Regions from separate parts of the Homo sapiens genome. Here all the other regions are linked to region 7. The links are chromatin contacts, found by Hi-C or POLR2A ChIA-PET in ENCODE. All regions are on one chromosome and are shown on one strand. Each heading gives the region's core, a stretch centred on a gene start or an enhancer-like site at or near the end of the contact. The rest is flanking DNA. Distances are from core to core; before and after follow the strand shown. Region 1 holds the start of VPS4B (vacuolar protein sorting 4 homolog B). Region 2 holds the start of C18orf32 (chromosome 18 open reading frame 32). Region 3 holds the start of SKA1 (spindle and kinetochore associated complex subunit 1). Region 4 holds the start of CFAP53 (cilia and flagella associated protein 53). Region 5 has its middle 17 kb from the start of ZCCHC2. Region 6 holds the start of PHLPP1 (PH domain and leucine rich repeat protein phosphatase 1). Region 7 holds the start of TXNL1 (thioredoxin like 1).

Region 1 (3,083 bases), core at 563-3,062, 6.8 Mb before region 7:
AGACAGGGTTTCACCATGTTGGCCAGGCGGGTCTTGAACTGCTGACCTCAGGTGATCGCCCGCCTTGGCCTCCCAAAGTGCTGGGATTACAGGCGTGACTCACCACACCCGGCCTAATTTTTGTATTTTTAGTAGAGATGGAGTTTCACCATGTTGGCCAGGCTGGTCTCGAACTCCTGACCTCAAGTGATCCACCCACCTCGGCCTCCCAAAGTGCTGGGATTACAGGCGTGAGTCACCACGCCCGGCCCATCTTTGCTTAAATTATAAACTCAGTTTCTCCCACAGTTAGTTCAGCCTATGCTCAGGAATGTACAAGGACAGCTTGGAGGTTAAAAGTAAGATGGAGTTGGTTAAGTTAGATCTCTTTCACTGTCTCAGTCATCATTTTGCGAAGGCAAATTCACAAGTGGGAAGAAAGGACGGGTAGATGCAGGGCAGAGAGAGGGCTCTGTGCTTCGAGCCTGGATGATACAGATTTGGCAATACTATTCTAAGGAGAGACCAGAGAAAGAAGTTTAGGGTAGAAGGTAATTAATTAGAGTATGTTGAATTTGTCTTGCAGAAAAACCCTGTGAAGGAAACCTCTGGGAGGCTGTTGTAAATGCTGGGCTGGGGATGGGGTGGGTCTAGAGATCCAGATTTGAAGCAATTTCTAGTCTATTGATAGCTGAAGCTCAAGAAGAGAGTTAGATGAGCAGAGGTGAAGAGAGAAGAGGACATCAGACTCTTGAGTAAATTCAGCTTAAGCTCAGGGAGGAGTAAGAAAGGGAGACAGTGAAGGAAGCAGATAAGGAATATTGGGAAGCTGGACAAACAAGAACTGGGTAGTTGACAATACCAATGAAGAGGGAAGAGGAGAGGACTTTAATTCTTTCGGAGATGCCAGATGAGAAAAAATTAAGAAATGAGTGAGAAAAAAATGATGGAGTGATTAAACATCTATGTTGCTTTCCTTTGAGAATGTTAACTATGAAAAGAAGAAAAGGGTGGTGGTGGCTGCAAACCATAGGAAGGCTGAGAAAGGGTTTTACTTTGGTTCTGCCTCTAATCCCTGACGCATTCAACCTCCTCAAGCCATTTGCTTGTAAACATAACTGGCATAAATAATATCTGATATGCCCATTTTACAGGACAAGTGCTTCCCTCTCAGACCACATACTCGAGGACAGCGGCCGTCCACGCCTTATTTACATTCATCTTCCCAACACAACAGTCATTTGGAAGATGCCGAGTGGCGTGGGAAGAACAAGCGGGAACGAGCGCCGACCCGCCCGCGGCCTGACTGCTAGCGCACCGCTGTGCGGCCGCCTCACCGCGCACTCCCTCCTGAATTATTCACCACCGAGACGAGGACGGTGATCGCCCCCATTCCACAGAGGACACGGAGTGAAGGCGCAGTCACAGGCCCAAAGCCCCCAGTCGGCGGGTCTTGGAAATGGACGACTTTTTCACTCAAAAGCTACGAGGCAACAAAGCATGTGGATGAGGAGGGAAGGGAGCCGGGGCCAATAATTCATCTCAAAGTAAAAGACGTCCCCGGGGGTGGGGAACAAACAAACAACAAAACCCGGCTCTGTGCTTCCGCGCTTGCGCTCTCCTAGGTCTGCCAGGCTGCCGCCCGCGCCTAGGCCAGAGTCTCAGTGCGCCTGCGCCGAGCCCGACTTCCGCCAGGGCTCGATTGGCTTCCAGGCTACTTCTCCCGGCCCAGGGAGGGCCTGCGCTGTGGCTAGAGAAGGGAGTCTGGTGACTGGGTGCGCGTGCTGATGACGAAATCGGAAGTGCCCGGAGCAGAGGCGGGACCAGAACCTAGAGGGCCTCGGGATTGCGGAAGTTTGGTGGGGAGGGTCGGAGCTCTGGTGGAGAGAGTGTTGTCTAAAACAAGTTCCGGAAGGGAGGCTGCCCTTCGCGGTCCGAGAACCACCGGCCTCCCCAGTTTGAGGGCTGTTACCCCGTGCGCGCTTCGACGTTGCTGCTGTTGGCTCTCCTCGCCCCTCGTTCCCTTGGGAACCGCCTGGGAACTCCGCCATGTCATCCACTTCGCCCAACCTCCAGGTATCATTGCTCATCTCCCGTCCCCCTAGGGAGCTGGGATCGAGGGGAGGCGCGAGAAGCGGGTGGGGGGCGGGGAGAAGGGAGGAAGCGGCCGCGCCTGTGGTCGAGGCGCAGGAGGGCGGGTCCGGGGACCTGCAGCAGGTGGGAGAGGGGCCCGTTTTCCAACGGAAAGGTCGTTTCTGGCCCGCTCTTGGGGTCTCCCGAGCTACTGGCTTTGTGAGACTCTTCACTTTTGTTGACACTTCCCGCTTCCAAACCAGCCAAGATCTGGGCAGGTTTCTCCAATCAGGGTTAACGGAGAAAGAAAGAACGTAATTTTTGCAAAGCCCTATTCTGGACCAGTTGAAGATAGGGTGGTCATAGTTCGGTCTTAGTTTCTCAAGCTGACAGCAGACCCCTTCATTCTGAGCTGTCAGGTGAGTAGAGATATGGGAACAGACCAAGAATCTGAGATTACAGCCAGCCTGCATGCAATCTCCGTGAAGTCATTGAATTTATGTGCACACTCCTGTGGCTCCCAGATGGTAGTGTGTAAGATCGAGGAGTATTCTTAAACCTCTGTGTGGCTCCACTTCCCCTCCTCTACCGCAATGAGCACAGTGTTTTGTACACAAATCATGGAATCTTAAGATTTTAGGCTTAATCGTTAGTCCTCTGTGGAATGGAATTCGTTCAGAAAAGAAATTTCTTAATGTAATGGTGTCTCCCATCCCCAGAATGGATCTAGGGCTTCAGTGGCGTTTAGAATGTAATGTGGCTTAATGTAGAGGACTCCCAGTCCAGTAAGTCAATAAGGCACAAAAGAGTAGCCTAAAATACTTGTATTGAGTCCCCGTCGTGGACTTCCGGTAGTTTGTTGAACAAGCAGTTATTGGAGTGCCTGACAGAGGCATCAAAGGTAATGGAAGAACTCCTTAACCCATGATAATTGATTCTGAAGAAAGACCACTCAAAGTAGACCCACTTAAACAGAGATTAAAATTTCACACACACATACACAAAAAGAGTGGGAAAGGAGGCTTGCTTGG
Region 2 (2,933 bases), core at 138-2,637, 7.2 Mb after region 7:
CCAAGATGTACTGTGGTTTTCTCTAAGAAACTTAACACATTTTTCTTTCCCCAGATATCCCAGAAGAAACTGAAGAAACAAAAACTTATGGCACGGGAGTAAATTCAGCATTAAAATAAATGTAATTAAAAGGAAAAGAATGTTGGTTGTCTTTATTAGTGAACATATTTCAAGTGTCCTTACAAGATGGATCAAATGAGGATTTTTTAGGATTAGAACTAGAAACACAAGATTGTTTACCCTGCACCATTAAAAACCATTTTCATGGCTGGGCACAGTGGCTCATTTCTGTAGTCCCAGCACTTTGGGAGGTGGAGGCTGACTGCTTAAGCCCAGCCAGGGCAACATGTCAGAACCCTGTCTGTTAAAAAAAAGTAAGTGTGGTGTCACTTGCATGTAGTCCCAGCTAATTGGGGGGCTGAGGTGGGAGGCTGCAGTGAGCACTACTGCACCCCAGCGTGGGCAAGACAGAACAAGACCCTGTCTCAAAAAAAGTTTCATTATCCCAAAAGGAATTTGCAGTGGTTTTCTTTGCAGAACAATCCAGTATGTGAATATACCAGTTGATCATCCCCAGTTGGAAATGGCTCCATTGAGCATTGCCTTTGAGTATGATAACAGCACTCAGGCTCAGGTTTTGAAGCTTTTTAGGTTGATGCTCAACCTGTATCATTTCGTCAATTGATAAAGGGGTTTTGTTTTTGCTATTAGGAACGATGGTACTGTGAACGTTTGTGTGCAGATTTTTGTGTTTTCATTTATTGAGTATATACTAGAGTGGAATTGCTAGATCATAAGGTTACCTGAGTAAACATCTGAGGAACTTCCAAATATTTCCAAAAAGGCTGCACGCTACATTTCCACCAACGGTTTATGAGGGTCCCAGTTTTCACACAACTTCGCCAACACGTACTGACATCCTAGCGAGCGTCAGTACTTTTCGTTTATAAAGTGATGTAACTGCTTCTTTTAAGCAACTGACGTTTGTAAAGTTGGCCTTAATGTTAGTTTGCTCTGCCCTTGAATTTAAGAAACCAGCAAAACTAATAGCTTATCCACAGTTGCCTCAACGGCCTAGCTGCCACCTTCCGTGTGGGTGCCGCGCCGTTTGCACAGGCATCATCCTTTACCGAGATCCTGCGTTCTGGGTCTGGGTGTAGTCAGGTCAGGCTTTCTTCCCGCAGCGAAGCTTTTAGTTGGGCATCTGGGACGCGCAGGACTTTCGCGCTACCTGCAGGCCGCAGAGCCGGAAGCCTCGCCGCGCCCCTTGGGCAACACTGCTGCGTGCTGTGCGACCCCGGGTTGACGCAAGCGCGCCTTTGTCGTCCCCGTTGAAGGCGCCCATTGGCTCGGCTGCGGATCGTCCCTCCCTCCGGAAGTGCGGACATTGTCAGCTGCGTTTCCGCGGTCGCGGGTGAGTGTGCCCGGGCTAGCGGCCTGGGTTGGGCTTTGTAGCTGCTCCGCAGGCCCAGCCCGGGCCGCGCTCGCAGAGTCCTAGGCGGTGCGCGGCCTCCTGCCTCCTCCCTCCTCGGCGGTCGCGGCCCGCCGGCCTCCGCGGTGCCTGCCTTCGCTCTCAGGGTACCTTCCTTCCGCGAGCGCGCTCCTCCGCCCTCCGCCCCGCCCTCCCCTCCCCTCTGTCTGTATTCTTTGTCCACCACCGGCGCCCTCGGAGCTTGCATTTGCCTCTCCGATACTTTATATTGATTTTGTTCTTTTCCGTGGCCAAGTATCGGTTTCACATCCTTTCTATGACCTTCACCGTTAGGCCTCTGTTCTCGTCTCTTTTCAATCATTGTCATTGACTCAACCTGTCCCCGCTCCCTCTGTCTCCACTAAGATGACATGCTCAACTGGATGACTTGGAGGAAGGTGACTTTCCCTGTTATGCCTTCCCTATTTCGGATGGAGCCTCAGACTTTAACTGTCTACTCTGTTGTCTGGACTTAAGTTGAGTGAAAGAAGATTCCTCTGCAACAGCTTTAATCCGTTTTGCTCGCTTTGTTGGCTTGGAGCGAATAATTAAAATAATAATATCTCGTAGCCACCTTCTAGACTTTTCTGACCCAGTTTCCATATGTGTGAAGTAAAATATCTTACCGAAGTATTATTATGAAGATTAAAAGATAAGATACAAATAGGCTTCATTCCGAAGAGAGCTAAAAAGTCTCTTAAAAGCCGTAATTGTGGCGTAAGTGATTAGTAGTATTTGTCCTCGAGAGTTTATGTACATCGTACTGTGTGCGAACTTACTTAAAACACAATTGCAGAAGTAAAAATGAATCTTTATGATGGAGGGCCTGTCAGTCACTAAACTAGTACTGGTAGCATTGTCAGTTGTTTTGAAGGGGTTTCGTTGGTTTGGAAAGTTTGGTAAAAGTTTGGTAAAAACATGACCATTGTGTTTTTGGAAGAGGAAAAGGCAAGAGCATTGAGGAAAACCAGAACTGGAAATAATGGTCTTAGAAGCTCTAGTTACCAGTTACCTCTGTGAGAACTTTGGACAGGTTACAACTTTTGGATTTTTTTTTTTTTTTAATCTTGAGACAGGGTCTGCCTCTGTGGCCCAGGCTGGAGTCCAGTGGGCCATCATAGCTCACGGCAGTTTCGGCTTTCCTGGGCGCAAGCGGTTCTCTCCTTCCTCAGCTCCCCAAATACCTGGGACTACAGGCGCGTGCCATCACACCTTGCTAATTATTTAAAAAAAAAAATTAGGCCAGGTTCCAGTAATCCCAGCACTTTGGGAGGCCTAGGCGGGAGGATCATTTGAGCTTAGGACTTTAAGATCAGCATGGGCAACACAGTGAGACCTCATCTCTACTAAGAATTAAAAAATCTGTCGGGCATCGTGGCGCAGGGCTGTGGTCCTACCTACTCAGGAGGCTGAGGAAGGGGGATAGCTTGATTCTGGGAAGTCAAGGCTGCAGTGAACTCTG
Region 3 (3,332 bases), core at 66-2,565, 6.3 Mb after region 7:
AGCCTAGATATGTAGTAGGCTATACCATCTAGGTTTGTGTACATTTACGTACATTCTATGATGTGATGTTTGCACAACGACAAAATCATGTAACGCTTTTGTCAGAACACATCTCCATCATTAAGGAACGCATGACTGTATCTCTATTTAGCTGTAGAACCATGGATGCCACATAACCTTCAAATCTCACCATTGGCCTATGTGTCTCAGAAAAACATAAGTAAATAATTCTAATGAATATTCAGTTCATTGTTCAATGTACCTTACATTTTTAGTATCCTCCACAATATTCAAAATGACATTGGACTATTTAAAAAATCGTTATGCAAAAATCTAAAATTACCTAAGATGCAGTCACTTAACCAAGCAAAGATATCATTCAGAGTGGAATAATCAAAATGCATTTTGTATATACAAAGTCAGTGGAATCTGTTTTACTTACCACAGTTTCTTAATGATAAGGTTTTCTTAATATTGCCAATCTTTTCATTAACATGAGAGCATAATTGTTCCAGATCTGACGAGGCCATCCTTTAAGCCTCTGAAGAAAAAAACATAAACATATTCGTAACAAGAAAAGCCACACAAATTTCTGTTCACTTTCGAAATCCAAGAATGGTCAATGTCAAGTAAATCACATGTCTTTGAAGGTTAAGCACAAAAATTCAAGAGCAATTTCTTTCATTTCTACAACATTCAGTTTCTAACCACGGTACCGTACTGACTTGTCTTAGAGCCTTAGGCCATCGATGGATCCCAAACCAGGGGAAAGAGGATAAGCCTGGGTCCTTTCCTTAAGGATTCAGGAGGACAAACGCACTATTTGTATATAAAGACAACATTGGTATTTTCTTTAAACACGCAAAATAAGGACACATTTTTTAAAAATGTGTTACACTGTCAAAGAAATGGGCCCAGGTAATCATTTTTCCTGTGCTGTGAGGGGTTGGGGCTTTACAGTTTGGGATCGGTAAGGAGGCCGAGAAATGGGAAAGAACCAGTTTCCCACCCACTCCGCCGGTGAGAGAGAAGGGGAGGGTCTAAAGCATCCAACCCAGCCTCCAGCCCCGTCCTCCCCCAAGCCCGGCGCGGTCCGCGGCCCCCAGCTGCCAAGCAGCTACCTCGGGCGCTTCCAAAGGCAGGGTCCCCAACACACAGACTCCAACCTCAAGTCCGTCCGGGAGCAAAAGGCTACTCGCCGCTGGGTCTCCAGCTGCGGATACCGCAGTCTCCGTTGGAAGCCCAGGATGGTGAGACGGGACTCTGTAAGCAAAATTCAAACCGCCCGCCGCGCCCTAGCGCAGCGCAGGCGCACATCCATGCTTCCGAAGCGCAGGCTCAGCCGCTGTTCCCGGTTTGCGTCATCCGGGGCCACAGCTGGGCGGGAAGGAGGGGTGGCCGAGCCGGGGAAAGGCGGGGCGACGGCGAAGGCGGGGCTTCCGGACGAAAGGGTAACCCGGAGGTGCTCTTTCCGCGCTAACCAGTCTGGGGAGATTTCAGCAGGTCATGCAGTCTTGACCGCAGCCCAGCCAGGGACCTGGCGTCACCAAGTCCTGGTCTTTGACATTTGCTGCACCTTAGAGTCACCAGGGGCAGCTATTACAAGTCTCAGTGCCTAGAGTACACCCCAAGTCGGTGAAATCAGACACTGGGGAAATGAGGCACAAGCCTTAGTATTTATAAAAACACCCCAGAAAATTCCAAAGAGCAGCTAAGTTTGTGTGGAAGAAACAGTGACCCTGTCTTCTGGGTCTTAGACAGCCTCTGTAAGTGTTCCCGGGCCAAACCAGGGGTTGGGCTGCTTATTCTCATGATGAACTGGGAAAGAAGAGTTTATTTCGGTAACCGGGTACAGGGAAAAGGCCTGGAAAATATCGCCAAATCGATTCAAAATTACAAAGTTTTCCAGAGCTTATATACCTTCTAAACTATCTGTCTACATGTAAGTGTGCATGTGTGTAAAGACGTAAATGATTAACTGTTTCTAATCTATAACTAAGATCAGTCCTAAGGAAGGTCTTTATTTAAGTAAATTTACTTAATCTAGATGGCTGCAGGTGCCAGAGGTGATTACCCTTATCTTGTCTCCTGCTAAATCATGAAGGTTTGGGCAGTTCCTTCAGACCCCCGATAAACTTGTTTGTGGAGGTCTGGGGGAGTTTCTTCAGACCCCCAATAAAAACTTGTTTAATCTTGAACAGGTCCTGTTAAGAATTCCTTCTTTATTTTCTCATGCTTCAAGGACCAGGAAAGGCCTGGGCAAAACTCTTGGTGGGCTTTTGTTACATACCAGCCTTTCTATAAAGACACTGGCTCTTTCAGCTTTTAATATTTAACTTAACTAGTGCTGAAACAGTGGTTACGGAGGCCTGTCTGTTCAGCTGTTAGTGAGACCTGGCCTGCCACTTAAGAGCAAATATAAATTTAAAATAAGAAAAACAAAAGTTTAATTCTCCCTGTTGAAAAGGAGGGAAAAGCACCCAAGGCTGGAGTGGTGGCACCGCCAGGTTCTGTCCATCCCTTGGCTCCACTGCGCTATTATTATGCACTTGGACCTTCAGGCTGCCAGCCCCTGTCCTCAGGTCTTTCTCCCAGGCAGCAGAAACGAGCAAGAGGCATGTGTAATAGGCTTAACTGCCAACAGAACCAGCACTTTGAGAGCGTTGTGCTGGAAGCCACACCCAGTGGCTTCCATCTGCTTCTCACTGGTCACTCCCATCTGCGAAGGAGACTGAAAAAAATCTTTTGTAAAAAATGTAATCTGGACAGTTACTTTCACTCATGTCCGTATGAAGAGACCACCAAACTGGCCTTTGTGTGAGCAACAAGGCTGTTTATTTCACCTGAGTGCAGGCGGGCTGAGTCCGAAAAGACAGTCAGCTAAGGGAGATAGGGGTGGGGTCGTTTTATAAGATTTGGGTAGGTAAAGGAAAATTACAGTCAAAGGGGGTTGTTCTCTGGCAGGCAGGGGTGGGGGTCACCAGGTGCTCAGTGGGGGAGCTTTTGAGCCAGGATGAGCCAGGAGAAGGAATTTCACAAGGTAATGTCATCAGTTAAGGCAGGAACAGGCCATTTTCACTTCTTTTGAGATTCTTCAGTTACTTCAGGCCATCTGGATGTATACGTGCAGGTCACAGGGGATATGATGACTTAGCTTGGGCTCAGAGGCCTGACAGTTACATTGCATCCTCGAGACTTAAGTTTAGCCTAAAGTTGCCTCCATACATATTTTAAGTTGTGCCTAAAGTTTTCTCTGTAAGTCGCAAACTATAACCTAAATGAAGGTGTAAACAGACTGTAATCTACTCTTGTGCCAGTCACTGAGTTATGGC
Region 4 (3,012 bases), core at 259-2,758, 6.4 Mb after region 7:
ATTGAAAGAACCGTTATAGAAAAGAACACAAAATGACAGAATTATTAAAAGAGAAGAAAAACATTATTTCGTGGCTGAAAAGCTGAACCAGCAATTCAGGAAATGGAATTCGTATTTAGAAACATACCACATACAAAATCCGAAGTGGGTGGTTTACAAATGATTAAGGAATGCTAATTTACAGTAAATTGCGTCCTTAAGAGGGCATACACATTAGTTGTACTTATTATATGTCAGTTTGACGTAGGTACTGATTTGTTGCATGTGCTCACAAGTGTTCTATGCTCACCCCCACTTTAGAATGGGAGTATCACAGTGTCATTCTTAATTGGCTTTTAGGTATTACCACCTTGCTCTTGACTGGAAATGCAACTGTGGTTACCACCTGTGCTGCAGGTCCGTCCTGGTTCCCTGATTTGTGTTTCCTGTTCTGCCTGGATCCTGATTCTCAGAAACCAGTTACTGGACTTCTGATCCACATCCTGACCCTGGTCCACTGTGACCCTCAGACTCTTAATTATGCTCCACCAGGTCGTGCCACTGCCCCACTAGTCCATTTGATCTGCCCCCATCCTAGGATATCCTGAGTCTAAGCCCTGGTTTCTGCCAATGGCAAATAGGAAGATTTTATTAACAGGTTTTAAAAAATTATTATTATTACTGGTTATTTGGTTTGACAAGGCACTTAGGCTCCCTGAGCTTTGCCTTAGCTGGAAAATAAGGATAGTATTACTTGCTATTCTATCAACCCTGTAAGATATTTGCGGCCACGCGCGGTAGCGCACCCTGTAATTCCAACACTTTGGGAGGCCGGCGGGAGGGGCAGTGGGGAGGATCGCTTGAACCCAGGAGCAGGAGTTCCAGCCTGAGCAACATAGCGGGACCCCCTGTCTCTTCAAAATTTGTTTTTAAATTAGCAGGGCGTGGTGGCGCAGGCTTTGTAGTCCCAGATACTCTGGAGGCTGAGGCCCAGGAGGACGAGGCTGCAGGGAGCCATGATCACGCCACTGCACTCCACCCTGGGCGACAGAGCGAGACCTTGTCTCAGAAAAAATCTGTGAGGTTAAAAGGCTGTGTGTGTGAAAATATCTTGGAAATTGTAAAGAACTACACAAATATAAGGTTTTCCTGTGATTATTACCGTCATCAAGATTAACCTACAGATAGTGCAAAATTTAAGCTTCCCAAAAAATGTTCGCTAACCTTTTTCATACTTTTAGACCATTACAAGATATAAATAGCAAAGTCAACTGGAATTGTAATTAGAGCTTTGATTTTTCTTGGGCTAGAGGTTTTTTCTGCCATTCTGATGAACCCTGGAGGAAGGGAGCAAGGTCGGCGGGATTTGGCCGAGGGGCGGGGTGAGGACTGCGCAGGCTCAGCTTCTCAGCTGGAAGAGGAAGTCCCGAGTGCAGGCGTCTGCGGCCCCCATGGTGACCAGACCGACTTCCGCCCGACCCGCCCACCTCTACCGGCCCCTAATCCCGCGAGGCGCACCATGGCAACCAGACTTCTGCGTCGCGGAAGCGGGTCCCGCAGGTCGCCACGGTTGGGGGAAACGCGGCGGACGCCGCCCCCGTCCCGAAGGGGACTCGAAAATGTACAGCCAGCGGTTTGGCACCGTACAGCGGGAGGTTAAGGGCCCCACCCCCAAAGTGGTGATCGTGGTAAGCACAGGATATGTCTGCCAGACCCTACAGCTTTCTCCATCTCTCCGCACTCCAGGCCTGGCCTATCCCACTTCGGCCCCCACCCGGGGCCTTCTCGAGGGGAACGGGTGTCGCCTGATGCAGTGGGTTGAATTTTGAAAGAAGGAAGATAAGGTCGCTCACCTATCTACCCCACCTCTCACCCACTCATCTCCCTCTGTTTTCATCCTTACAGCCTTTCATCTGCCCCCAAAGTTATAATATTTAGGTTCTGTTTTTGGAGAATCACCACTAGGGATCTTAGGGTTTTTCAGTCTCCAAGACACCGGAAGGATGTCTGTCCCCCATGCAGTGGCGAGTGTGTGTTATGGAAAGGGCACCCGGCCCAGAGACAGATCTGGGGGCAGGGCGGGCCTATGATTTGGAGCTGGTCTTTCACTCCTAGGAAAATCGTCTGAGGAAGGGGAATTAGGTTGTGAGTGGTTATAGCACCCAACGCCTTTCCTGTGCCAACTCAACCAGTAACCATTGCTGGACAGAAGTGTCCCTTCAGACCTGGGAAAAACTCAGGTGCCTGCCTCTAAGGCTGGAGTGGTAGTAGGCCAGGAAAATGTGCTTGCTGCAGAATTTGATGGTTCCTGCTGAGAACCTCAGACACTATTGGTCCATACATGTAGATTTTTTTGTTTCTACAAATTAGTTTCTACCCACCAGAAAACTAACATGTAGGCAGAGTTATTGCTTGAGCCCCTGCTGTGTGCGCAGTATTGTGGGAGATACAGGGGTGGATACAATGATCCTGGAAGGTTAACTCTTTATTGAAGCCTGAGCCCTCCCTTCAAGGAGCTTATACAAGTCAAGTATCCCTTATCTGAAATGCTTGGGACCAGAGATGTCTAGGATTTCAGATTTTTTTTTTGGATTTTGGAATACTTGCATATACATAATGCAATATCTTGGGGAGGGGACCCAAGTCTAAACACAGAATTTATTTATATTTCATTACCTCGAAGGTAATTTTATTTTCCCCTTGGGGATGCTGAATAAATATGTGTTGTTTGCTTGTGTTTTGACTGTGACCCCTTACATGAGGTCAGGTGTGAAATTTTCCACTTATGTCATCATGTGGGTGCTCAAAAAGCTTCAGATTTTGGAGCATTTCAGATTTCAGATTTTCAAATTAGGGGTGCTCAACTTGTAATCCAATTGCAAAAAAAAACTTAGGTAGAATGAAACCACTAAAGGTTAGCACGGTAAATAATGATGTGCTATATTGTCTGTGATGTCAGTTGATGGATGAAAGATCAGTGATACAGTTTTATTATGCTCCACAGTGCACATAGCAAACTTCAGTCAACCTATA
Region 5 (3,167 bases), core at 351-2,850, 5.9 Mb before region 7:
CACACACAATATTTTATATGCTGATTGTTTCCACTTGTATTTCCCTGTGTTGATACAAATTTTACTAACTACATTTTTACTAGATATGTAATATTCTCTCATGTATATATAAAATTATATGTTTTATATAACATGTATAATTTAAATTTAAATATATAATATAAATTTATAATTTATATATAGTTATATAATATATATTTTTATATATGTATGAGAGAATATGTATCTAGTAAAAATATAGTTGGTAAAATTTGTATCAACACAGGGAAATACAATAAGTGGAAACAATCAGCATATAAAATTGTATATATGACATAGTCAAAATGATACACAAAAATATGAGTAGAAAGAAGAAATGAGAGGGAATATACCAAAATGCTAAGATGAGTTTTAGTGCCTGGATTGCCATTTAGATTTTTGTCTTTTTCTTTCTACTTTTTTTCTGTTTTCCAAATCATCAAAATTGGGCATAATTTCTGAATAAAAAAGAATATAATTTCAAATATGGAGGAGGCATCAAGGATTTAAATTTCAAGTAGACAGTTTTTAGAGTTTAAACATTTTAGTGATTTCGTGTCTGAAGTATGTGATTGTCCAAATTGTTGGATCTTCCCCACCCCCGCCCCTGCCCCCAACCCCGCCAAGTGCCGTCAGGTCTGGCGAGTGTCTAACCACTTGGTGGCCAGTTTAAATCTTTCCCACAAACTTTCTAGTTTATGTTGTCCCATGAGCCCTGGGGCAGTTTGGATTTTTGCAGAACTGAGAATAAGCTATGAATGAAAAGAAGAAAATGGGATTATAGATTCCTTTCCTCCACTTTATGGCCAGAATACTAGGTAGCTCAGGAAGTTCTGAATCAGTCCTTTTTCTAGGCAAAGGCAGAAATCCTGGGCTTGGGTTCTTCAAGGTAGGCTAATCAGGGTGTCAGAGATTTTTGGTGTCCTTTTAACATCCAGGAATTACAGATAAGGTAAATCAAGCCACGAACACATAGGTACTCAGGCAGCGATTGGACAAATTTATGCTCTACTACAGCAGATACATTTTGCCAATGCTGGAATAAATTGGCAAGGTACTAAGGTTTACCTCTGTTTAAAATTCCTGCTTGGGAATATCTACCTTAGAATAACTGTTCATTTTAATCAGGTTAAAGGGCACCAAGGAACAATTCTAACAAACAGAATCAGATAATACTAGTAAAAAGGGAAAGAGAATATCCTGAGAAACAGAACTGAAACTTAAGTGATAGGAGGAAAATGAAACGAAACTGAAACTTAGCCAGCAAAGCTATTTAAAAAAAAAAAAAGTCTCGATCTTAACAGAGACCTAGCAGGTAACTATATATGAGCCAGTATTATCAAAAGTAAAACCAATAAATGTTGTACATTTTCCTACGTTACACTTGAAAGAAACTCTTAACCAGCAGTGTGAGCTGCATGACCTTGCTGCAGCCACTGACGTTCTCTGAGTCTCAGTTTACTCATCTGTGAAAATAGGTGTAACAGTACATGCCAGCCTCAATTAAATACAGAACTTCAGGGCTTGAGGGGGTCTTGGAGGTCATCAGATCTTGGCTCCTCCACTGGACCAGGGCCTTGGGGCTACCATGCTTACCTTGTTGGTGTAAGTGAGCTCTCGCAGCAGCCAGACATACTGCAGAGCCCATTGTGGGTGCAGGCAAACTGACTCCCAGGTCATGTGCAAGAGGCCATGAGAGAAGACAGGAGGATATTCAACCAATCTGGCTTCAGAAGGAGGCTCTGTGAGGACAGCTGAGTGGCCCAAGGTGGCTCAGACAGGGTACAAGCAATCGTCATCCTCAGAGTGGGACTCCATAGTGTGATAAAGCAGCCATGGAGCGGGGACAGGAGACAGGGACGGGACACCACCAGGGCAGGGGACCCATGCAGACAGGACCCTGAGCTCAGAAGGGCCCTAAATGTTCTGCCAACACCTTCTTGATATTTTTTCTTTTCTTTTTTTTTTTTTTGAGAAAAGGTTTCACTCTGATGCCCAGGCTGGAGTACAATGGTGCAAATACAGCTCACTGCCACCTCAACCTCCAGTAGTCCTCCCACCTCAACTTCTTTAGTAGCTGGGACCACAGGCGTGCCCCACCACGCTTGGCTAAGTTGTTTCTTCTCTTCTTTGTAGAGATAGGGCCTCACTGTGTTGCCCGGCCTGGTCTCAAACTCCTGAGCTCAAGCGAACCTCCCACCCTGGCCTCCCAGTATGCTGGGATTACAGATGTGAGCCACTGTCCTGGCGTCATGGTGAAATTCTTAATTTTGTTAAGAGACATCCCCACAATTTCATTTCATACAGGCTCTGCAAATTATGTAGCCAGTGCAGGGTACAACATCCAAGATCTGCTGAACAGAGGGCTGGAGGGGAGGGGTTGTGACACAGGGTGATCAGAAACTGCTCTGGGATGTGTGACACTTCCCAAGCCTCAATAAACGGTAGAATGGGAATAGACTGCTTCCTGGCCCCTCAGGACTGGCTTAGCCATGAAGGACTAACCTGGATGTTCTTGGGGACTGTGGTTGATTCCCATGGAGGCAGCTCCACAGAGGTCCTGGGCTCAAGTGTGGTACCTGAGAGAGGGTCAAGAGTCTGGTGGTTGTTGTCATTTTAAAATTTATTCTATTTTATTGATGTAAAGTTCACTCAACATAAAATTAACTAAAACCTGAAGGTAGCTTTTTACAATATTTTAAATAGTTTTGTGCACGAAACAAAGTTTGTGATAAGTATTTTTGTGTGGAATTTACCACTTGTGGCATCATATCAGCATTCAAAAAGTTTCAGATTTTGATGATGAGTCGAAAATGCATTTAATACACCTAACCTACCAAGCATCAGAGCTTAGCCTAGCCTGCCTTAAACCATGCTAAGAACATTTACATTAGTCTACAGACGGGCAGAATCTTCTGTAACACAGTTGATGTAGTTTGGATATTTGTCCTCTCCAAACCTCATGTTGAAATTGGCCAGGCACAGTCGTTCATGCCTGTAATCCCACCACTTTGGGAGGCCGAGGCGGGCGGATCACGAGGTCAGGAGTTCGAGACCAGCCTGACCAACATGGGGAAACCTCGTCTCTGCTAAAAATACAAAAATTAGCTGGGCATGGTGGCACGCGCCTGGAATCCCAGCTACTCAGG
Region 6 (2,896 bases), core at 109-2,608, 6.1 Mb before region 7:
CGGGAGGGGCTGCGCGGGGTGGCCGGGACGGCGGGGCTGGCCCGGGACCCCCGTCGGGGCCGAGGCTGCGTCGGCCTCGAGCTCTTCCGACGACGACGAGGAGCCGCCGCCGCTGCTGTAGGGGTCCAACCGGTCAGACACGCTCTCGGCGCTGGGACTCAGACTGAAGCTCTCGGTGTCGGAGACCACAGGCCGTGGGGCGCGGGGCGAAGAGACAGGGCCCCCAACGAACGGCTCGCCGGGGCTGGAGTCCGAGGGCGCTGGGCTGGCGCGGCGCGACCACCCGCCCGGGCCGCCGACGGGCAGGGGTAGGTCGGCGGGGGGCGCGCGCGGAGGCCCCCCGAAGGCACCCGGCGCGCTCCTCGCGGGCGGTACCTCCGAGTCCCGCGGCTCCGGGGGCGCCAGCCGGGGGCCGGCCTCGGGGGGCGGTTCAGCGGGCTCCCGGGCGGCGGCGGCTCCGGGCCCCTGGCCCAGCACCTTCACCACGCCGCCGCCTTTGTGGCCCAGCTGCAGCAGGCGGGCGGCCACCTCGCCGGCCGTGGTGTCCAGTGTGCAGAGCACCGGGCGCAGGTAGGTCGAGGCCATGTGGCGGTCGAAGACGTGCACGCAGCCGCGCTGGAGCTGGTGCCTCACCCAGTCCCGGTCCGACGGCTGCAGCTGCAGCGTCTGCCGGTGCTTCAGAAGCAGCGTCTTCCTGTCCAGGCTCCGGGTGCACAGCGACGCCGAGGCCGAGCAGGAGGCGGGGAGGCCGGCAGCGCCGGGGGAGTGCGAGGCAGCAGCGGCCGAGGACGACGACGACGAGGAGGCGGCCGCGGCGGCCGCGGACAGATTCCTCTTCAGCCGCCCTCTCCTCAGCAGGAGGGAGTTGGCGCCGCCGCCGGCCCCGGGTACGGGGGCAGCCCCGCCGGCAATGGGCTGGGGCGCCCCGCGCCGCCTCCTGCGCCCGGCACCCCCCGCTCTGCCCGGCAGCGGCCCCGGCGGCGCCTCGCCTGGGGCCTCTTCCCGCGCCCCGCTGCCGCTGCCGTTCCCGCCGCTCGGGGCCGCCGGGGTCAGCGCGGGCTCCGGACTCCGGCCGCCCCCGGCCGCCGCCGCCAGAGCCGCCGCGGCCGCCGCTGCTGCTGCTGCTGCCGCAGCGGCGGCCGCCGGAGCCGAAGCTCGGTCCTCCCTGCCGAGCTCGGGGAGTCGCTGTACCGTGGCCGCGGCGGCGGGCTCCATTGCAGTGGGGCTTCGCGTTTCCCCCCCAGCTCCGGAGGCAGCGGGCGGAGAGGGAGGCGATGAGGCGGAGGTGGGAGACGGCGGCGGCGCGCGGAGAAGGGAGAAGCCAATGGCGTTGTGCGCGGCCGTTCCAGGGGATTATGTGGCGATTCGGAGCATTCCGTCGGTGTCTCAGTGTTCCATCCCGCGCGCCCGCCTCGCCGCCACCGCCCCCCCGACACACGCCCTCCCCGCCCGGGTCGCGGGCTCCCCAGCGCCGGCCCCGCCCGCTACCCCCGCCTCAACCCGGCGAACCAGCCGCGGATCTGGGCTCATTGAATATTAATCATGCGCCGGGAGCGGGAAGGCGGGAGGCTGGCAGGGCGGGAGGGCCGCGTGTGCCTCATAAATATTCATCGCCGGCATGACGGCATTCCAGGGAGGAGTGGGGAGAGCCAGGGGATGGCCGGAGGCGGAGCTTCAGGGTAAACAAACGTGACGCGTGCGTACGAGGGCGGGGTGGGGGGCAGTTTCCCGGGAGGTTCCTGAGCCGGCCTCGGAGAGGGCAGTGAAGACCGACGCGCGCGGTAAACCTTGGGAGTTGTGGTTCTCGTAAGGGGATCGGCAATCCCGAGGGAAACATGGTGGACTACAAGTCCCAGCGGTCCTTTGGTTCTGCTTCTCCTGGCCGCCAGCAGCTGGCCGTGGCCAGTGAGTATTGTGCCCTCTGCCGTTGAACTCTGTGCCAGAGTTCTTAATGAACACGAATGCTCATGTTCATTAACTTGTATTTTACCCGCACTCCAGCTTGCCAGATGACTTTTATTTTCCCTACTAATTAAAGGTGAGGGCTTTCAGGGACTGTAAACGTACGAAGGTCGCAGGTCCTGGTCCTCACCTGCGCCCATTGTATGAGATAGAGATACACACCCGTCACACCACAGCATCACTGGCAGTCTGAGTGGGCCAACCTCACTTTTTCCCCACTTTTTCAAGACCCAGGAAGACAGGCAGCGTCTGGGAATTCTAACTGAGGCTGTCGTTGAATGTGCTTGTTCGAAGGCACAACCCTAAGTCTGTCCTCTCCCTCTCCTGTACCTGAAAAGGAAAATAGCAAAGGACTGAGGTTTCATTGTTTCCCATTGCTCTTGAAGTCTGAAGTAGTTTAATGACACAGAAAGCACTGGTAAGTAGAAGAAACATTAGAATGGAGTATGAGATGGGCTTTTTCCACGTGTTCTGTCTTAACGTCTTCTCTGGTTTTTTTCTTTCATCATTCAGGGAAAAAAAAAATAGTTTCTACTGCCACAATGTTTAGTCGTGGTCTGAAAAGTTGTATTTTTCGTCAGTTGAATCAATGTTGTAATCATTGGGCAGTTTACTATTTAAAAGAATGTTGTACACCTTTTTAATTGAATTACCATTCCCCCAATTGCTTTGTAATTCGGGATTTTTCTTTTCTTTTTTTCTTTCTTTTTTCTTTTTTTCTTTTTTTTTTTTTTTTTTTTGGCCACAGAGTGGGTCTGTCGTCCAGGCTGGAGTGCGGTAGCGCGATCTGGGCTCACTGCAACCTCCGCCTCTCGGGCCCAGGTGATTTTCCCACCTCATCCTCCGAGTAGCTGGGACTACAGGGCTTGCCACCAAGCCCGGCTCATTTTTTGTATTGTTTTAGTGGGGGTGGGAAGTCCCTTCATGCTGCCCC
Region 7 (3,331 bases), core at 581-3,080:
TGGGGACTTCTGTCTATTAAAACCATTACAATGTGCTGATACCACATGAAAAAGGAATGTAATTACTGTGCCTCTGGTGTGGCTGGGTTCAGTTAAGAATTAATTATTTTAATATGTTTCTGCAACACCTTTAGCTTTCTCTTTTCACATGTCCTGGGCTTCAACTATCACCCAATCTGATGACTCTCAAATCTGTAACGTCGTCCTAGTCCTTTTTCTTTAGTTCCAGGCTCATCCCTCTCACGATCTACTATATCTCTCACTTGGATGTCCTACAGGCATTTTAACTCATTTTTAAAAAGCTACACGATTGAAATGTTTTGAGTTATTTTAAATTCCTCTGTCATCTCACTAAATTGGACCAATAATTGTTTCTCAAACATGTTCTTTCCTCTTCATTTCCACTGCAGATGCTTTCCTAATTTAGTTCCTGGATCACCACAGTATCCTCCTAAATGGATCTCACTGCCTTCCATCCTCCTTGATGCTACCTGAGGGCTTTTCTGAAGACACTTTTTCTTTTTCCTTTTTTTTTTTTTTTTGAGACAGGGTCTGGCTCTGTTGCCCAGGCTGGAGTGCAGTGGCGCAATCATGGCTCCCTGCAGCCTTGACCTCCCCAGCTCAAGGAATCCTCCCACCTCGGCCTCCCGAGTAGCTGGGACCACATGTGCGCGCCATGACGCCCGGCTACTTTTTTGTATTTTTGGTAGAGACGGGAGTTTCACCACACTTGTAATTGCAAAATTGCCCTGAAATGATTTTTCCATTCTCTTCCCGACAAAATCCAAATTCCTTAGCTAGTCATTATCTGACCTTGGCCTTCCCTCCAATTTCATCTCCCCAGCTAAATCCAAAGACAGATAATTTGCCACCTAGCCTAATATTTAAAAGAGTACACTGGCGTTAGCCTGCCTTGACTTGAAATCACAGAACCTACTTCACAGGGATTAAATGAACTAGTACACATATAAAGAACTTATGTCTTGCCTGGTACATCATGTGGTAAATATTAGCTATTCTTCTTATCCACCCTCTCAACTCATGCATTTGCACCTGGTGGTCCCCTTGCCTGGAATATTACCTCTCACCATCCATCTAACCCCTGCTTCTCTTTAAAGATTCAATCCAGGAGTCAGATTCCTAGCAAGTTTACCCTGCCCCACCCTTCCATCTCGTTAGTCTCCACCGCTTCCTATTCAAATTATTGTTTGCGTCGGTCACTAGACCGTGAACTTCCTAAAGGAGGGATAGTGTCTTCATCTTTTTGGTCAAAACCTAAAGACAGGTGCACGATACTTTCTGAATGACTGCACAGAAAGCGCCCCATATGTAATTAAGTCTGTTAATAAATATTCCTAAACGTTATTTTGTCTTGTATGTAGACCTGCCCCGAATACAGTACAGGAGCATCTTCAAAGTACTTCCAGTGGGTGCCCTGGACAGCAGCTAAGAACCCCGGGGTAAAACGAGTTTCCTCTCTACTGTTACAAATCAGAAACCTCCTCCGTAAAAGCCTCAGATCTGGGAAACGCGGATGCATATGCCAACTTTTGAGTCTCAGTCTGCGCCTGCGCACGTGACCTCTACACGTCTCCTCTGCGCCTGCGCCGCTCAAGTTAGCGCGAGGCTACTCAGTCGAGGGTGGGACTACGCTTCGCGTTTTGGGATTGGGCGCTGAAGGCCAAACCGGACGACGCGGAAATGACGTCACGCCGGGGGCCCTGCCGCGCGGTGGCTGCTGGGTGCCGCACGCCTTCCCATCCTCCTCCTCTCCCCTCCCCCATCCCTCCCCGCCCCCTCGGCCGCTCCGCTCCCTGGCGTGACTCGGCACTGAGAGTCCCGGGAGAAGACTCGGCGGTCGCCACCTCTTCTGTCCAGGCCTCGGCCTTCCTGAGCATCTCTCCTTCCTCTCCCAGATCGTCTTCTCCTTCAGTTTCAAAGCCAGTGGCGTCGCGGCCACCCTGCCGGGCTCTCTGTGAGGATGGTGGGGGTGAAGCCCGTCGGGAGCGACCCGGATTTCCAGCCAGAGCTGAGCGGCGCGGGCTCCAGACTCGCCGTGGTCAAGTTCACCATGAGAGGGTGAGGCCAGGCTCGAGCTCTGTGGGTCCCCGTCTGTCCTTCCTTGCTTTCCTTTCACTCTTTGTTGGCCCTGGTTTCCTAGCCGTCTGCTGCCCCGGAGTGTCCGGCAGTCGCCGCAGCCCCAGGAGCTGCCGGAATTAGGCCTCGTTTCTCGGGTGTGAACCCCCATTTATGCACAGGGGTTCCTAGACGGGCTCGGGGGCCTGGCTGGCCGGCTTCTCCAGCTCAGGAGATTTCTCACCTGCTCCTTTTCAATTCTTTGACAAACTGGTTTTGGGGGTGGCCCGCCCCTATTCCTTCCAGCCTGTGGGAGTCTCCGCAGCCACCCTTGCCTGAGCCTGACCCCTTCTTTCTGCAGAGCCAGCTGTCATTTGCATCTCCAGAGCTCCAAAAGCTTAATTTACCGAACACTTTGTTTCTCTTCACCACCTACATCTCTCTAAAGCCTTTGAAGATTCAGATGGGGCGATCTAACTAATATGCGTAGCTCTGAGTCCTGAATTTCTGCTAATGCATTTCGAACTAAGTTAACGTTGGGTTAGGGTGCTTTTTAAATTATTTGAACTTTTTTCTTCCTCGTTCGGCCACTAACTTGTAGCTTAGGCTCCCCTATGTATGCGATTGCAACTGGTCACACACGACAGTACATATATAATATATTTCAGGTGGACAGTTGGCCGGATGTCTTAGTTTGACCCGGCTCTGTTTTTTCACTTAAGAGGACAGGGATCTTGAAAAATGTTAACTGTCTTTGGTAAATATCAACAAAATTATAGGTCGTAGAAAAGGTGGACCTTTTATAGTGGATGTGTAGTAAAGTTCCTTTGTAAGAATGACATGTTGGAACTCGGCGTTGAGAACCAAGATTTCAGCGTGTGTGTGTGTTTCACAGATCTCTCCTTGTGTATGTCGATAGTATTTAGTTAGAAGTATGAGAGGTTTCCGCTTTATTTTCCTTGACCCCTTGGCGTTATTTATACATCTAACTTGGAGCAGTCTACTGCTGGTATCACTGTTTATGTAACACACTTTCTTGTCCAAATAACTGTATAAACACAAAATTCCATTTTGAATTTCAGAGCAAAAAACAAAGTTTCTACTAGATGGTTCACTAAATGTTGAGTATATAAATGGTGGCATTAGGATTATATCGTTTTAGGGAATGGATGCAGATAGATATGAAAACAAGTTAAGACTTATTTTTGGACCAGTCTCTCTTACACTGAATTGAAAAAGGATAGTACCTTGCATT

Evidence for each region. Hi-C counts contacts between places; a loop is a spot of excess contacts on that map. ChIA-PET counts read pairs that join two places held with the same protein, here RNA polymerase II (POLR2A). Pooled maps may share reads with other maps.
Region 1: a loop to region 7 is called in a map of naive thymus-derived CD4-positive, alpha-beta T cell, with 17 times the contacts of the local background. The contact joins the promoter of VPS4B here to the promoter of TXNL1 in region 7. A Hi-C loop is called at or near these places in 2 of 168 maps with a recorded cell type or tissue (both naive thymus-derived CD4-positive, alpha-beta T cell) and 9 of 50 pooled maps. POLR2A ChIA-PET finds 5 or more read pairs at or near these places in 1 of 52 experiments (naive thymus-derived CD4-positive, alpha-beta T cell).
Region 2: a map of CD4-positive, alpha-beta memory T cell shows a loop between it and region 7 (12-fold over the local background). The contact joins the promoter of C18orf32 here to the promoter of TXNL1 in region 7. A Hi-C loop is called at or near these places in 2 of 168 maps with a recorded cell type or tissue (CD4-positive, alpha-beta memory T cell and naive thymus-derived CD4-positive, alpha-beta T cell) and 11 of 50 pooled maps.
Region 3: a loop to region 7 is called in a map of CD8-positive, alpha-beta T cell, with 15 times the contacts of the local background. The contact joins the promoter of SKA1 here to the promoter of TXNL1 in region 7. A Hi-C loop is called at or near these places in 1 of 168 maps with a recorded cell type or tissue (CD8-positive, alpha-beta T cell) and 7 of 50 pooled maps. POLR2A ChIA-PET finds 5 or more read pairs at or near these places in 1 of 52 experiments (T-cell).
Region 4: a pooled map shows a loop between it and region 7 (16-fold over the local background). The contact joins the promoter of CFAP53 here to the promoter of TXNL1 in region 7. A Hi-C loop is called at or near these places in 4 of 50 pooled maps.
Region 5: a pooled map shows a loop between it and region 7 (5-fold over the local background). The contact joins the enhancer-like site here to the promoter of TXNL1 in region 7. A Hi-C loop is called at or near these places in 3 of 50 pooled maps. POLR2A ChIA-PET finds 5 or more read pairs at or near these places in 2 of 52 experiments (activated T-cell and naive thymus-derived CD4-positive, alpha-beta T cell).
Region 6: a map of B cell shows a loop between it and region 7 (18-fold over the local background). The contact joins the promoter of PHLPP1 here to the promoter of TXNL1 in region 7. A Hi-C loop is called at or near these places in 2 of 168 maps with a recorded cell type or tissue (B cell and naive thymus-derived CD4-positive, alpha-beta T cell) and 9 of 50 pooled maps.

Annotation. Positions count from the first base shown.
Region 1 is chr18:63,421,205-63,424,287 of GRCh38, reverse strand. It overlaps VPS4B (vacuolar protein sorting 4 homolog B), which reads left to right and starts at 1,812. Exons shown (of 11, transcript NM_004869.4): 1 at 1,812-2,055. The coding sequence starts at 2,029. RefSeq lists an enhancer at 1,645-1,944.
Region 2 is chr18:49,485,688-49,488,620 of GRCh38, reverse strand. C18orf32 (chromosome 18 open reading frame 32) reads left to right here and starts at 1,387. Exons shown (of 3, transcript NM_001035005.4): 1 at 1,387-1,578. The region is part of intron 5 of RPL17-C18orf32 (RPL17-C18orf32 readthrough); the gene reads left to right. It overlaps RPL17 (ribosomal protein L17), which reads left to right. Exons shown (of 7, transcript NM_001035006.5): 7 at 55-140. The coding sequence ends at 102. MIR1539 (microRNA 1539) reads right to left here and starts at 1,248; the gene lies at 1,199-1,248. RefSeq lists an enhancer at 1,329-1,488 and a silencer at 1,529-1,658.
Region 3 is chr18:50,373,029-50,376,360 of GRCh38, reverse strand. It overlaps SKA1 (spindle and kinetochore associated complex subunit 1), which reads right to left and starts at 1,315. Exons shown (of 7, transcript NM_145060.4): 1 at 1,167-1,315; 2 at 443-541. The coding sequence starts at 530. LOC105372114 (a long non-coding RNA gene) reads left to right here and starts at 1,483. Exons shown (of 3, transcript XR_935466.3): 1 at 1,483-1,766. RefSeq lists a silencer at 2,528-2,822.
Region 4 is chr18:50,264,991-50,268,002 of GRCh38, reverse strand. CFAP53 (cilia and flagella associated protein 53) reads left to right here and starts at 1,508. Exons shown (of 8, transcript NM_145020.5): 1 at 1,508-1,667. The coding sequence starts at 1,599. It also overlaps a transcript of MBD1 not described here. RefSeq lists enhancers at 1,543-1,612, 1,783-1,912, 1,259-2,104.
Region 5 is chr18:62,504,529-62,507,695 of GRCh38, reverse strand. No RefSeq gene overlaps it. Among named protein-coding and RNA genes, the nearest start is that of ZCCHC2, 17 kb to the left of the region's middle. RefSeq lists an enhancer at 1,139-1,388. Within about 2 kb of position 1,600, at least 10 of the 41 ENCODE cell types and tissues checked have a DNase peak (open chromatin) inside an H3K27ac peak, as active enhancers do.
Region 6 is chr18:62,714,003-62,716,898 of GRCh38, reverse strand. PHLPP1 (PH domain and leucine rich repeat protein phosphatase 1) reads right to left here and starts at 1,358. Exons shown (of 17, transcript NM_194449.4): 1 at 1-1,358. The coding sequence starts at 1,215. RefSeq lists silencers at 1-94, 405-544, 755-984, 1,335-1,624 and enhancers at 1-937, 1,895-2,004, 2,095-2,154.
Region 7 is chr18:56,637,091-56,640,421 of GRCh38, reverse strand. TXNL1 (thioredoxin like 1) reads left to right here and starts at 1,830. Exons shown (of 8, transcript NM_004786.3): 1 at 1,830-2,079. The coding sequence starts at 1,982. RefSeq lists enhancers at 808-1,792, 1,952-2,011, 1,793-2,778 and a silencer at 1,592-1,801.